Regions from separate parts of the Homo sapiens genome. Here regions 1 and 3 are each linked to region 2. The links are chromatin contacts, found by Hi-C or POLR2A ChIA-PET in ENCODE. All regions are on one chromosome and are shown on one strand. Each heading gives the region's core, a stretch centred on a gene start or an enhancer-like site at or near the end of the contact. The rest is flanking DNA. Distances are from core to core; before and after follow the strand shown.

Region 1 (3,586 bases), core at 966-3,465, 1.1 Mb before region 2:
CCTCAGCTTCCTAAAGTGCTGGGATTACAGGCGTGAGCTACCACGCCGGGGCCAATGATTTGCTTTTTTAAAAAAACAAAAACCAAACAGCCTCAGAAATTTTGAACTACTTTCTCTAAAAGAAACCAGCTTTATTGAGAAATAATTCACATGCCAGACATTCACCAATTTAGTATATTTGTAGATCATTGATCATCACAATCAATTTTAGAACATTTTTTTATCACCCTAAAAGAGTCCCCATACCCATTGGCAGTCCCTTCCGGTTTCTCCCACCTTCCCGGGCCCCCAGTCCCTGGTAGCCTACCCTATCACTAGAGATTTGCCTTTCCTGGACTCTTCACAGAAATGGAGTCAGACAGTAGAAATGCAGTCTTTTAAATTATTTATGGGCCGAGCTGGGCGCTGTGGCTCACGCCTGTAATCCCAGCAATTTAGGACGCCAAGGTAGACAGATTACTTGAGGTTAGGAGTTTGAGACCAGCCTGGCCAACATGGTGAAATCCCGTTGCTACTAAAAATGCAAAAATCAGCTGGGCATGGTGGTGCACACCCCTAATCCCAGCTACTGAGGAAGCTGAGGTAGGAGAATCAATTGAACCCAGGAGGCAGAAGTTGGAGTGAGCCGAGATCATGCCACTGCACTCCAGCCTGGGTGATAGAGTGAGATTCTGTCTCAAAAATTAAAAAAAAAAAAGATTTATGGTGAACAGCGGGTTAGATGTCATTCTTTTGATTTTAGGGTTGTATTCAAGTATAAGACTCATTCTTTTCACAATGAGCGGTTAGAGCAGCAAAGCTGTAGATATCTGAAGACTTTGAGAGCTTAGGGAATAGGAGGATCATCTGGGGTCCCCCCTTTCTCTCTCCTTCCCCCGCAGCCCTCTCCTTTGCCACCAGCAGCCGAGAGAACAGTCTTGGGGGAAAGAAAACACAGAAGCTCAGTGCTGCGGGGAGAGGGGAATGAAGGCGTGATAAGAGACATGCGGGGGCTGTTCCTGGCTCGCTCACCTCCTTGTCCTCTTCCTCACCGAAACCACAGAGTCTCCCCCAGCCTTGCAGCAGAAGTGTGGTCGTGCCTCTGCAGTAAGCTGGGTGTAGGACTGGCTGGCCAGCATCTGCAGTCTATGCTGAGTACCTGTGCCTGGGTGACCCTTCCCCCGCGACTCCAGTGTGACCTTCCTTCCCAAGCCTCTTGTTGCCCTGGGGTCTTCCACATTCAGCTGTGTCAAGCTCAGGGAATACAGGAGGAAAATGGGATCGCCTCAAAGTTAGGGGCTGGGGGATGAGTTGCCGCAGGTACTAACAGGCAAACCTGCCCTGTTCCTCCAGCCGGGTGCCAGTGGTAGTTGACAGGGAAAGGGCCCTTGAGGAAGAGAGCAAGTGGGGAGAGAGAGGGAGAGACAGAGAGGATGGAGAAGTTGGAGGTCTCTGTGGTGGCCCAAGGGGGCAGTGGGGCCTGGAGGAGGTGGTTGGGCATCTGCTCCCACTAACCCATGGGCCACCTGGTCCCTTTGCCACGGACCCTGCTATGGGCAGCCATGGTGGGGTGGAGGCGTGTCCCTGGCACCCCCATGTCTCCCCGCATGAGTTTCCTGAGGAACCTGTGGGCATCCCGACGCCCTCTGGGTTTCACCTGGAGGACCACTGCTCACAAGTGGCCTCTCCTTATTTCTTTGAGCAACTTGAACTCTGTGAAAAGAACGTGGGCTCCACGGAGGCCTGTGCCAGCGGAGACAGGAAACATCACCGCTGTTTTCAAGATGGTTCCATTCACTCTTTGTCCTAGTGACCCTGTACTCAGCTCCCATTGTGATGGCTTGGGCGGGGGGATGGGCATGTTTTCTGGATAGTTCCACTGCCTCTGCCCCACTGCATGCAAGCCTGGTCAGCCTGGTGAGGGAGGGCATGCTCAGGCCCCCACCAGCCCCGGGCCTGCTGTCCTTCAGTGGCCTGTGTTCTGAAGACACAGGTGCATCTCTGTCACCCACTACCCACCAAGTCACAAACACCTGGGGCGGGAAGGAAGGTAAATGTTCCTCAAGGGATAGTGTGTATATGAGGGTGGGGTGCGTGGCTGGGAGGCGCACAAATGGCAGCATCCACTTAGGAGCCTGTACCCATCTTCCAGCAGGTCAGCACGGCTGAAGCCAGCAAATTTGTTGTGTTCTCTGGGCCTTAGCAGTCACGACCTTGGACCACGAGATGTGCCCTTGTCGCATTTATTTAAAGAGTTGAAATCTGAAAGGTGCATTAGAAATCGTTCTATTTATAGAGTCACTCTAAATACACTGTGGTGGAAGATGGCCAAGAGCTATTGTGAAGTGAAAGTAGGAACTGGAAAACGGTGAGCTCAGCATGATCTCACATATGCACATATGTGTACACCTGTGTGTATACATGTATAAAAGATATCTGTACACATGTATGTGTATAATACTCATACGTGTGTGTGCATATGTGTGTGTGTGTCCATATGGTCTGGAGATTTATATGCATAATACAACCGGAAGAAATATACACTGAAGAGATAGCATTATCTCTTGAAAGTGAGATTGGGATTATGTGGGGAGGGGAACTTTTAAACATTAATTTACGGAAAAGAAACGGAAAAATGTTCTGGTTCAGTCTAGCCAGGGTAAGTTTGAGACCTGGGCCCCAGGGTGACTTTCACCTCAACCACTGCTCTCTGCCAGTGCCACGCTGCCTGTGGCCTGGCCCTTGCTGTGAGTGTTTACGACCACAAAATTTACTTTTCCTGGAAGTGGTTTCTTCTGATGGCTGGAGAATGTTTATGACATTGTCCATCTCTGTTTCTCCTTAATGAAATTGCCTGGCAGCCGCGGTATTTTAGAGAAGTCTTAACCCCTACTCACTCTCCATTTAGCTTTCCATTCCATTTTCCATGGGAATGGCTGCTCTGACATCAGAATAGGCAATGGCAGCAGGAAGCAGTATCATCAAAGGTGCGAGTTTGAACTCTGGGGAGAGAGGTGTTCATAGGGTAATTTTTGCAACAGTTGGAAAATGCTCTACTGGACAGGGCTGGCTTTTGCTAAGAGGCTCAACAGGAGTTGGTCCATGTGCTGCATTCTCATTTTCACTCCCCAGTTACTCCCTGGGCCACCTGCCTGCCGCAGCACCTGAAGTCAAGTCACCAGAGGCTCAACTTTCTGGTCCATGTGTGGCTGTTTCTTTTTCTATTTATTTTTGTATTTTATTTATTTATTTTTTGTGATGGAGACTTGCTCTGTCACCAGGCTGGCACGATCTTGGCTCACTGCAACCTCCGCCTCATAGGTTCAAGTGATTCCCCTGCCTCAGCCTCCAGAGTAGCTGGGACTACAGGCACGCGCCACCATGCCCAGCTAATTTTTTTGTATTTTAGTAGAGACGGGGTTTCACCATGTTGGCCAGGATTGTCTTGTTCTCTTGACCTCGTGATCCGCCCATCTTGGCCTCCCAAAGTACTGGGATTACAGGCGTGAGCCACTGCGCTGGCCATGTGTGGCTGTTTCTAGGAGAGATTTCTGTCTCATTCCTTCTCTTCCTTTTTTCTTTCTCTCCCTCAAAATTTTCCAATGTT
Region 2 (3,103 bases), core at 38-2,537:
AAAAAAAAGCCCACCAAAAAAGTAAAAAAAAGTTGAAAATGATGACAGACCCTTTATTAGCACCTCTTACATGCCCGGGCAGTGAATTTATATCATCTTTCACAAATAGAAAAACTGAAGCTCATTCAGATTAGGTAATTTATCTGAAGACACAGATAAACCCCTCTCAGCGCCTGACTCTCGGCGCAATCGGGATGTTTCGCAGCGGGGCAGGGGCAGGGGCCGGAGCCACCGCCATCGCAGCCCGGGGAACAACGGACTCGGGGAAGCCCGGCCTGGCCCTTCAAGTCCCGGGCCCAGCAAGGGCCAGGACCCTCCCTCCCTCCCTGCAATCGGTCCCAACTCGCTGAATGAAGCTCATTCAGTTTAGGTAATTTATCTGAAGACACACGGTTAGTAAAAGGCAGAACCCAGGTTTGTATTCCGAAGCCCTCGTTCTTTCCACCACATTATTATGGCCTTCCTAACGGTAATCCTTACAATTTTAAATGAACATATACCATAGCTCCTCTCCTGAACACCGAGGGACGCTGGCTCACGGAGTTTAGAAAGTTAACGCATCTGGCCGGGCGCGATGGCTCACGCCTGTAATCCCAGCACTTTGGGAGGCCGAGGTGGGCGGATCACAAGGTCAGGAGTTCGAGACCAGCTTGACTAAGATGGTGAAACCCCGTCTTTACTAAAAATACAAAAATTAGCTGGGCATGGTGGCACAGGCCTGTAATCCCAGCTACTCGGGAGGCTGAGGCAGAAGAATCGCTTGAACCCGGGAGGTGGAGGGTGCGGTGAGCCGAGATCGCGCCACTGCACTCCAGCCTGGGTGACAGAGCGAGACTCCGTCTCAAAAAAAAAAAAAAAAAAAAGGAAGTTTACGCAACCCGCTGCGTCCCCTCCACCGCCGCGCACCCCGTCTCGCAGCTGGCGCGGTGTTTGCTGGTGACATGAACTCAACCAGCCTCCACCATCTGGGGATCGGGGCGACATCCTTGGTCTGGTTTGCAAGAGGACCCGCACGCCTCCAGCTGGGGCGGAATTGGAAGATTCAGAAAGGAAAGTTGGGGAGGCGGGGAAGGAAGGGTGCAAAAGTGACACTGTGCCAGGGTCTCCAGGGCCGCGGAGCTCCGGGACAGGCAGCGCCTTCCGAGCTGCACAAACGCGTGGGGCGGGGCGTCTCTGGATCCGGAAGTTGCCTCTGCCCTCACCAAAGATGGCGGCCCCGGCGCCGCTCGCCCACCTCTCGTAACCAATGGAACCGCGGCGCTCGGCCGATTCTCGCAGGCGCCCTCAGATCTACGCTCTCTGATGCAACGCCGGAATCGCGGAAACCGCCGGTGCACGTTGGAGTCATAAGACGGCGTCGGTGTTGCAGTCTGTGTCCTTGGAGGTGACCAGGGCCACTGCAGGCATGGTGCTAGGTGGGTGAGACTCAGTGTATGGCGCGGTGTTCCCTGCCTGGGGCAGGAACTCTGCTCCAGTCGGGTTTCGGCGCTTTCCTTAGTGCCTACCAGAGTGGGCGCCCCGCGAATGTTTGGGGACCGATTGCAGGGAGGGAGGGAGGGAGGGTGCTGGCCTTTGCTGGGCCCGGGACTTGAAGGGCCAGGCCGGGCTTCCCCGAGTCCGTCGTTCCCCCGGGCTGCGATGGCGGTGGCTCCGGGCCCTTCCCCTGCCCCGCTGCGAAACCTCCCGATTGCGCTGAGACTCAGGCGCTGGGACGGGTTCAGACACAGGGTAGCCCCTACTCCTGCAGTTCTTCAAAGTGATCGTCAGGAAGGGGCTTTAGGATTCTAGTTGTTTTTCTCCCACCCTCATTTTTTTATTGAGGTTTCCGGGGAGACCATACTGTGCAGTAGGAAAAAAAAAAAAAAAAAGAGAGAGACCTGGATGGATGTTAACTGTTCAGACCTACTAGTTGTGAGGCCTTCTGAAATTTTCTAACCTCAGAGCTTCTGTTTCCTTTAAAGTCCAGAGGGAGCTGGTGTTTATTTGCCATCTCTACAAAAACTGGCACTGGGATATCTGATTTGTATGTGTTATTTTATTTCATCCTCAGCACAGCCTTTCAAGATGGGGATTGTTTTTCCTATTTTATAGGTAAAGAAATAAGCTCAGAAAGGTTAAGTAAATTCTCCAGAGTCACCCTGCCTTTTAAGGTACAAAATCCAACATTCCAGCGTATGTCTGATCAACTTCAAAGCCCATATTTTATTTTTGGGTGCCCAATTAGATAGAATAAATATCACAAATTAAAATGATCAGAGTTCATTTTGAAAACCTGGATTATTAACTAATGTTTTTATGAGATGGATGTTATTGAAATGGAGTGGGGAAATAACTAGGATATTAATTACTTATGGACCTCAATTTTTATTAATCGATGCTTGTTCTGTTTACAAAGATAAGGAATGAATAAAGTAGTAAGGTGACTAATAGTTAATGGCCAGACCATAACTTACCCTCATTTTGTCAAACAGCAGAGCTGTACGTCTCTGACCGAGAGGGAAGCGATGCCACGGGAGATGGAACCAAGGAGAAACCATTTAAAACAGGTCTAAAGGTAGAGTCTCTTCTCATTAGGAAAATGAGACTGCATTTATTAATGAGTTATGTCAATTTTCTTGTGACTTGCCAAGAACTTAATTTCAAACACTAGGTTCCAAAGAGAATTTTCAGAAAAGGGAAAGTAAGGAATGCATACAGATATGTGACTTTAAGATTGTTAGATGATCAAAGTCTAAACTTACTTTTTAACATTTTGAAAAAAGGTCTCTTCTTTCTTACCACATGGCATTGCTTCTTGGAATTTTTCTCTCCATTGAGTCAGATTGCTGGGTTTTCAATTCTTGTAAAGATAAAAGTTACCTTTCCTCAGTTACAGTGAGCTCATGACCAGGGGGCTCCTGAGAGGGCTTTTGGTGAATTTACCACAATCCAGAGTGTGATCCTGAGATTTGACTCCAAGACCACCAAGAATGGATTCATTTGTCAGAGCTGACTCATGAGTCTGGAGCTTCAAGCTAGAATGCCAATTTATTAACATTCTGTTAATGAATTAACAGTGCTGTTATTTCTCAGGATCTAGAATCCTTGAATGAGTTTAGCTCAT
Region 3 (3,496 bases), core at 471-2,970, 1.0 Mb before region 2:
CCTATGGATGAGCAAAGAGCAAAGAGAAATAATTTTCCAGGATTAGGAATGGTGGGTGCAGAGAGTTAAAGGAATCTTTGTGAAGACTGATTATGAAGGCATGATTCTTTCTGCATAATAAATTGTGTACTTTATTATTATTAGTTTAAATGTGACAACCATGATCATTCTCGGTTAATATCGACATTACCCTTTGCAGGTAAGCACACTCAGGTAGAAAGGTGGTTAAATACTGTATTACATACCTCCAAGGATGACCTGTTCTCAGTCCTCTGGGATTTCTGATAGAGGGAGTTTAGCAGACTCTTCACAAACTGTTAGGTGCCAAGAATTGATTCAAAGCTCCTGATCACTGGGCTGTTCATTCAGAGTGTGGGAGTTCCTTGGTGTGGTACACTGTAGACACATTTAAACAGAGGGCAGCGTGGACTGGATGTTCTCTGAGGTCCCTTTACTTCCGAGGTTCTAAGTAGTAAGGGACTTTGGATAAGGGAGAAACTTAAAAAAGTTACAGTGGCTGAAGAAAGCCTAAGAGAAAAGTAGGGGCCTAAATTGTACCTGAAGGCTGGGCAGAGTTGGAAGGACATATTAGTTCCTCCAGACAGGAGAACATATGATCAAAGACTACCTGTGGACAATTATCACAGATCAAAGACTAGCTGGGGACAATGATCACAGTGACTGCAGGATGGTGGAATACTTATGAAGCAAATAATATGTAAATAAGATTTATTTGTGTCAGGGAGGGGGCAGCATTTAAATAACCGGCAGTTGAAAATTGTACCATATTAGTTATATGTCTAAAATTAGATGTTCAGAATAAACAGCTATTTCAGAAGAATGGACACAGTATTAAATTAAAATACAAGTAAGATTTATTTGTTGGAGGAAGTGGGAGAGGAAGGTACATGTTCAGTTGACTCAACAGTTTAAATCATACCTAAGACATTTACATATCAGCTATATGCTAATCCTTATATGATAATTAGTAATTAAATTCATTTTGCAAAAACATCAGTGAAAGCTTTGCTGTGAAACAGTTTTGTAGGAGGCTAGTTGAAATTATTGTTAAATGCCTATTTGAAAGGGCAATTAGTTAGACTATTCTGTAGTTCAAGCTTTTCACTAAGTGACTTAGTGAGTTATACTTAATGAAGTTCTGTTATATATAGATCAGAGGTCCGAAGCTCTTGGAAATTCTTATATTTTAATAAAGTAAGCAGTCAAGAACTGTTTAATGATAATAAGAGTAGCTTGACACAGATACATATTTAGTCACCTGTTTAACAATCACAGAATATCAACCCTAAAGAGCACCTTAGCTGACCTAGGCCAAGACCTTCAGCATCAGACAGTCTTGTAGCCTGGAGAGATTTTTCTCTGTCTCTTCCTAAACCTCTACTATAGTGGTTCTTAAAGTGTGGTCCTGCCTCAGCAACATCAGGGACCTTTTGAAAAATGTAAATTCTGGCTGGGTGTGGTGGCTCACACCTGTAATCCCAGCACTTTGGGAGGCTGAGGTGGGCTGATCACTTGAGGTCAGGAGTTTGAGACCAGCCTGGCCAACATGACGAAACCCTGTCTCTACCAAAAATATAAAAAATTAGCCGGGTATGGCAGCACGCACCTGTAATCCCAGCTACTTGGGAGGCTGAGCCAGGAGAATTGCTTGAACCCGGCAGGCAGAGGTTGCAGTGAGTCGAGATCTTGCCACTGTACTCCAGCCTGGGTGACAGAGCGAGACTCCATCTCAAAAAAAAAAAAAAAAAAAAAGAGTTAAAAACATGCAAATTCTTAGGCCCCACCTCTGATCCCCTGATCGACTGAATCGAAACTCTGGGGTGGACCCAACAATATGTAGCTTAGTAAGCCCTCCAGGTGATCCTGATCCACACTGGGGTTTGAGAACTGTTTCCCCACACTACAGCTTCAAAATATCTTGAGGAAATAACTTCTCTTAGATCACTCTTAGCCACACAGAGAAATACTTCCTGTTTTATGTCTAAATTTATCTTCCTAAAGCTTTGAAGGGTGGAGCACACTATCTTCAGAAGTGTAGATACTTTTTTCACATTCCTTTATGGGCAACATGCTAGGGTGCATCTCAGCAGAAGGGTGGCCAAGCCTGGGAGGGGATGAAGACAGAGCTGGCACTAAGCAGGGACATGGGGAAACAAGGGCTGATCTTAGCCATTATTTGATTATTTGATAATCCAAGATTCACTCCAAAGAGGAGCACAGCATAGTCTGGTTCAGCACCTGGGTTTTTAAGACTAATAACACTGAGTCAGAGATTCACAAGGTTGTGGGGGGAATCTTTGGACCTAGGTAGTAGAGATAAAATGACGGGAATCATCTATACTGGCCAACATTGTTCTAGAAATTGTCTGAATAAAGCATAACAGAATAGAGAAGGGTCCAACCCTCTGGGGATATAGCATTGACAAGGAAAAAATGACCTCAGATGACTGGCTGCAATTTAGGGCAGGATTCTACTGCTCCCCTCCCCCTCATTTCTGCCAACCCAGCATTAGCTAAGAAATCCAGGGATCCAGGATGTACAAGTAATGAGGGCGGAAGGAGCACATAGGTGGTCCAACTGTGCTGCTGAGGTCTTCCCAGCACTGTTTGGGATCTGTTCCAGAGAAGGGAAGGACTGTGCAGATAGCTGGTGGCTACTGCTTTGTCTGCCTAGAGTGGAGTAGCACTCTGTTCTCAGGAATACTGCTTTCCACAGTGTGGTTTAATGGGATCCCCCAGTTTCTGACTGATCTGCTTCCCTAACTCAGTGATTGGCTACAGATAGGCATGTTCCCCAAATTCAGTCCTGAGACTTCTGACCTTCAACCAGATGGAAGATCTTGGGTTTGCTCAGGTGGCAAACCTGTGAGGTATGAGTCTGAGCTGTTCGGTGGCCATGTCCCACAGGCTGTGCAGAAGAAGCCAGTCTGTGGTGGGAGAGAGTGGCTGGTGCACTGAGAGAAGCAGAAACAAGAGACAGAGAAAGGGCGGGTGGTGTTCCAGTCCCAGGTGTGGTCAGTCCTGAGGTCCAGCTCATACCCACCTTTCCTGCAGTTCAGTTGGGTGAGCCTACAAATCTCCCTTTTCTGCCTAAGCCAAATTGTTCCTGTGGATACAGTGTCTAACTTCTTGTCATCTTTCTGAAGATGCTTTAACTGGCAAAGCATCCATCAGGGTTTTATTTTGGTTTTAGAGGTAATAATGATTATTTTATTTTATTTTCCCAGTGGATAAACAATCATCCTATGCTATTTTTTTATTGTGATGAAATATACAATACATAAGATTTTCCATTTTAACATTTTTTAGCGTGCAATTTAGTGGCATTAAGTACATTCACATTGTTGTGACATCACCATTCATCTCCAGAACTTTTTCATCTTCCCCAACTGAAACTCTATACCCATTAAACAATACCTCCCCATCTCAGGCAACCACCAGAGGATTTCTAGTCAAAAGTAGAATGGTGGTTTTA

The links. A loop is a pair of places that touch in the nucleus more often than their neighbours do. ChIA-PET counts read pairs that join two places held with the same protein, here RNA polymerase II (POLR2A). Pooled maps may share reads with other maps.
Region 1: a loop to region 2 is called in a pooled map, with 3 times the contacts of the local background. The contact joins the enhancer-like site here to the promoter of NARS1 in region 2. A Hi-C loop is called at or near these places in 1 of 37 single-sample maps with no recorded cell type and 10 of 50 pooled maps.
Region 3: a loop to region 2 is called in a pooled map, with 4 times the contacts of the local background. The contact joins the promoter of LINC03110 here to the promoter of NARS1 in region 2. A Hi-C loop is called at or near these places in 3 of 50 pooled maps. POLR2A ChIA-PET finds 5 or more read pairs at or near these places in 2 of 52 experiments (B cell and GM12878).

What each region holds. Positions count from the first base shown.
Region 1 is chr18:58,760,525-58,764,110 of GRCh38, reverse strand. The region is part of intron 1 of LOC105372146 (a long non-coding RNA gene); the gene reads left to right. Among named protein-coding and RNA genes, the nearest start is that of LINC01926, 52 kb to the left of the region's middle. RefSeq lists an enhancer at 2,079-2,128. Within about 2 kb of position 2,215, at least 5 of the 41 ENCODE cell types and tissues checked have a DNase peak (open chromatin) inside an H3K27ac peak, as active enhancers do.
Region 2 is chr18:57,620,020-57,623,122 of GRCh38, reverse strand. It overlaps NARS1 (asparaginyl-tRNA synthetase 1), which reads left to right and starts at 1,287. Exons shown (of 14, transcript NM_004539.4): 1 at 1,287-1,415; 2 at 2,472-2,554. The coding sequence starts at 1,406. RefSeq lists enhancers at 1,014-1,353, 734-1,438.
Region 3 is chr18:58,656,763-58,660,258 of GRCh38, reverse strand. It overlaps LINC03110 (long intergenic non-protein coding RNA 3110), which reads right to left and starts at 1,720. Exons shown (of 4, transcript NR_187442.1): 1 at 1,628-1,720; 2 at 246-396.